Regions from separate parts of the Homo sapiens genome. Here region 2 is linked to region 1. The links are chromatin loops, found by intact Hi-C in ENCODE. Cell type or tissue: Caco-2. All regions are shown on one strand.

Evidence for each region. Hi-C counts contacts between places; a loop is a spot of excess contacts. Peaks named below come from ENCODE experiments on the same cell type or tissue, not always from the same donor. Only the 100,000 strongest peaks of a DNase experiment are listed, where the experiment ranks them.
Region 2: a loop joins it to region 1, with 2.9 times the contacts of the local background. A loop is called at or near these places in 4 of 110 quality-filtered maps.

The regions. Positions count from the first base shown.
Region 1 is chr3:151,638,001-151,640,500 of GRCh38, reverse strand. The region is part of intron 3 of LINC02066 (long intergenic non-protein coding RNA 2066); the gene reads right to left. Among named protein-coding and RNA genes, the nearest start is that of MIR5186, 73 kb to the right of the region's middle. In Caco-2, no CTCF peak of the experiment used is centred here; DNase peaks (open chromatin) are centred at 1,290 and 1,740.
Region 2 is chr3:151,466,968-151,469,467 of GRCh38, reverse strand. It overlaps a transcript of IGSF10 not described here. Among named protein-coding and RNA genes, the nearest start is that of IGSF10, 7.2 kb to the right of the region's middle. In Caco-2, a CTCF peak has its summit at 991 (motif pointing left); a DNase peak (open chromatin) is centred at 947.

The DNA of each region.
Region 1 (2,500 bases):
AAGCTATAAGGGCATGGGCAAGCCATGAAGACAAAAAGAGTCACAGATTGACATTGCAAAATGGTGGAACAGAGCCAAAGAAGCAACCTTGCTGACCCGCCATTTTGTTTTTTTTCTCAGTGGGCCTCTCAGCTGACGAAGATGAGCAGAGGGAAAGCAGGGTGGGGTGGAGTGGGAAAAAGGGGAGAGAATGGACAGCCTGTGCCTTAGAAAGGTTTTGTTGTGTACATACACCAACCTCCTAAATAGGGGGCTACTCCCAGCATAAAGGAAGTAAAACATTTGGTGAGAGTATTTGCAACTACACATCTGAGTATTAAACTAAGAACTATTTTTATAATTTTTATTAAGTACATAAAAAGACTTAGTTTAGAATTAACTGCTGTAATTGAGAACTGGCTGACTTACAAGTAGCCTCTGGAGAATGCTGCTTCTCAAGGCTGTTAAGTGATATTTTTCTGATGTAAGCAAGTTTAGGGGTAACATGGAAGGAGCCATAAACAAGGTGACTTAATCATCCTGGTTTTCCCAGGATTCCCCAGGTTTTAGCACTGAGAGTTCTGCATCCTGGAAAACTCCTCAATTCTGGGAAAATGAGAATGGTTGGTCACCTAGGGAAGGAACCACAATTCCTCCAAGATTCCTCAGTGAAGGGGGTCCTAAAGATAGGATTCTAACTATCGTTTGGGCACTGCATCTGGAAAACAATCAAGAATACAGGTTGCGGAGAGTTGAGGTGTGGGTAAATGATCAGAAACACCAAGGTGGCAGTAATCTGTAACCTTACTGAGCCCTTTACCACTGGTAGGCAATTCGGGCCCTGAGAAGCCTCATACCTACAGTAAAATGATTACTTGATTTCTAAGTAGCTTTGTAAGTAGGATCCTGTTGCTCAAAAGAAGCAACAATGACATAAGGAACTAGAGAAGGCTACAGTTCTCTGATCAGGGTCCAGAAAGCCAGCTGTCACATTCCTGTGTGGTAGCAGGGGAAAGTCTGGCAATGAAAACAGTGAGCTTTATTGAATTGTCCAAAAATATCATGGCTCGTGTGACTAATTTTATTGTTCCATTAGCTGCTTTTCTAGAATTCTCCTCTGGAGAAGTATTAGCCATCATTAAATAAAGGAAGTCCTGCTGCTACTCTCCTGTGGCACACGATGTGGAGCAACTCACATGAGTGACTGAAGTCCATGCACCTGTTTATTCACTGTCAAGGGCTCAGCCATAACTGTAAATCACAAATGTGTGATGACACTAATTAACTCACTTGTGTGCTTTCTTCAGCACGTGGCAATCCAGGGAGAAAGGGTTGTTCTGTGGGCCCTGGTTTGAGGGTTGGCGGTAGTTGTGAGAAAGTGCTTGAGGAGTTACTGAGAAGGAGGTTAAAATGATTAACTAGAGAGTTCTGGGTGGATAGAGAAAGACAGGAGAGAGCCAAGAAAATGGGAGTGCAGATAACAATCAAAGCTACAATGAGATGAAAGAGCAAGTAAAGTGGGTCAAAAGTTATGATCAAAGGATGGAATGTCAAAGTTCAAGATTTCAGAGATAAAACAATTACAGTTAATTGAAGGTCCAGAGTATTGGCATAAAAGTGGGTTGCTAAAATGAGGTGAAGAAAATGTCCTTGAAATGAATGACTGAAGGAATTCCTAGAGGGCTGGATAGGTCAATGTGGACACTGAAGTTTGCCCAGAATTATGTCATGAGTTGCAATGAGCCATGGGGAGCCCCATGGGATTGGGAGAGCCCGTTAAGACAGGCCTATCCATGCCACATATCCTCACTGTGGTTCACAGCTCTTATCAGAGCAACCCTTTGTTTTCTATTTGGGGAAGTAACAGACAGATTTGTACAGGGAACCTAAATTTGGGTTCAAATCATATTACAGTAATGTAGTGCTCAGAAAACTGCATTCATATCCTAAATTCTGAAAAAATTACTACAACACAATGCGGAAGCTTTCTTGGCTTTGGGATGATTGAGCAAAGGCCTCAGGGATACCATAGCTGAAGAATTTCTAAGCTGCTTAAATATCAACAAACCTGATCTTGAAGTGAAGCCGGTCACTTCAACTATAGGATAAAAGGCAAGTTTATGGAAGAAATGACTGAATGATCACCGTGAGAACAGCTTGGATGCAAAAGGCAGAATATTTCATGAGCGAGAGAGATTGAGAGAGGGGGAGAGAGAGAGAGAGTGTGTGTGTGTGTGTGTGTGTGTGTGTGTGTGTGTGTGTGTGTGTTGTTCTACCATTGTTAACATGAGCTGGGGAGCTAGGGAGTGGGGAAGGGAAGCAAATTGTCTCTACTTGAACTTTGCTCTCCCAACTTTTTCCCTGACTATGACTGGTTGTCCATATAGCTGACTTCTCCTTAAGTTTTCTACCACTCATCTTGTTTCATGCAATTTGTTCATATTTCCCATTATGCCCTCTATATAAACCTTAACCCAAATTGCAGACATTAAAATGAGGCTTTTTTTCCAGAAACTGAGAA
Region 2 (2,500 bases), 170 kb after region 1:
CAAGTTTACTGGAGCAGCATCACATAGTACAAAAGTATATTTTTCTGAAAAGGGCCCCAATGTTAATTGGATGGGTTCAGATACAGGAATGTCTTGAACTTGATTTGAAACCCCCACCACAGAATGTAAATTATTTCAGCCATTGTGGAAGACTGTGGCAATTCCTCAAAAACCTAGAAACAGAAATACCATTTGACCCAGTAAACCCATTACTGGGTATATACCCAAAGGAATGTAAATCATTCTATTATAAAGATACATGCATGCATATGTTCATTGCAGCACTATTCACGATAGCAAAGACATGGAATCAACCCAAATGCCCAACAATGATAGAATGAATAAAGAAACTGTGGTAAGTATACACCATGAAATACTATGCAGCTATAAAAAAGAAATGAAATCATATCCTTTGCAGGGACATGGGTGGAGCTGGAAGCCATTATCCTCAGCAAACTAATGCAGGAAGAGAAAACCAAACACCATATGTTCTCATTTATAAGTGGGAGCTGAACAATGAGAACACATGGACACAGGGAGGGGAACAACATACACTGGGGCCTAGGCAGCAGGGCAGGGGGAGGGAGAGCATCAGGATAAATAGCTAATGGGTGCAGGACTTAATACCTAGGTGATGGGTTGATAGGTGCAGCAAACCACCATGACACACATTTACCTATGTAACCTGCACGTCCTGTACATGTATCCTGGAACGTAAAATAAATTTTAAAAATACAAACAACCCTCACAAAAATGACCCTTTTTACTTCTAGGGATTTACTGGCTTATTAAAGTGGGGTTTATGGTAGATAGAATAGCTCCAGTATTCATCGGGACTGTACACGACTCCCCATTTATTTTAACCTGTTTCTCCATGTTCATTTAAAGGTATTACGGGAGCAATTTAGTAGAGAATCCCTGGGAGCCCCGTCAATGCCATTATCAGGAGGGCTAAGGTCTCTTGGGCTCCCTCTAGTGGAGAAACAGTTCAGCCTAAAGGGAGGCTTATTGGCAGACCTCTTACATAAAAGCGGTCAATCCCTTTTCCAATGCCCTGGTTGTTTGCAATAAAGGCAGATATCTTGGGGTAAAGAATTTCTTGTTCTAGGATCTCTCGGTTGTGATTTAAAATGAGAATGAGAAAGGTCCCTTTGGTCGCAGCCCCTGTAGCCATTGTAACTGAAGGGTCAGCTTGTTAGCTTTTTGAGCTTTTTCTTGCTCTAGAGTCCTCTCAAAATGTTCAGCTAAAGCCACCAATTCAGTCATATCTGTAACTTCCCATCCAAGCTTATGTTTTTTAATTAAACTTCTAAGTTCAGGACGGAGTCCATTTATAATAGAGCAGTTAATGCTATTTCAGTCCCTGCAGGAAATACTCCTTGCCGTACTTTAAGCCCAGAATGTTTCACAAACAATGTCTCTAAGCGAGTTCTGTAATCTCAAACTGGTTCATCCTTTTGTTTTTGTTTACAAGATTGTATGACAGACTAATCAACTTTTTGCAGAAAAATATTAGAAATTGAATGTAAAATGTTTTCAGCCATTTTTCTTTCTTTTTTTCTTTTTTCTTTTTTCTTTTTTTTTTTGAGATGGAGTCTCGCTGTCGCCCAGGCTGGAATGCAGTGGCACGATCTCGGCTCACTGCAGGCTCTGACCCCGGGGTTCACGCCATTCTCCTGCCTCAGCCTCCCGAGTAGCTGGGACTACAGGTGCCCGCCACCTCGCCCGGCTAATTTTTTGTATTTTTAGTAGAGACGGGGTTTCACTGCGTTAGCCAGGACGGTCTCGATCTCCTGACCTCGTGATCCACCCACCTCGGCCTCCCAAAGTGCTGGGATTACAGGCGTGAGCCACCGCGCCCGGCTCAGCCATTTTTCTAGCTACTTTTGGTCCTTCTCATGAGGAGCTTTTGGAGGGGTCTTTAATACCCTCCTCAGGTTTGTCCCATTCTGCTACTGCCATCCATTCTTGAGCTTCATCAGGCCCTAATATCATGTGAATAAATTGGTAAAGGTCAGGAAGCCCTGGCTTGTAAGCTCCTATTAGGATTCTAAATTCCTCAGTAAATTTTTGAGATTTTCCCTTGAATAAGGGAAGTCCTTCACAAAACTTTAAGCTCAGTTTTAGACCATGGAGTGAAAGTAGTTATAGCAGACAGGCCTGGCTGATCAGGTCTTACTTTGTAAGGCATCTAACTTCCTCTTTTTCATCATCTTCAGGGTGAAAGGGTAATTTAGCAAAAAGGTTAGTGGACTCAGTATATAGGCAGAAATGGATAAAGAGAAGAAACAGTCGAAGTTAGTTCAGTCAGAGCACAGCCCTCTTTTGTCATGTCCTTGGTCTGGTGCCTAAGCTTTCCATTTGCTTTTTGCAAAGAATCTTTCAAGGAGTTAATTTTTGATTCATTTAGTCTTTTGGAGACCTCTGCATACCAATGAAAGACTATGTCCCACTGTTTCTGTGGGACATAGTCTTTTTCCAATATGCCTCACAAATACAC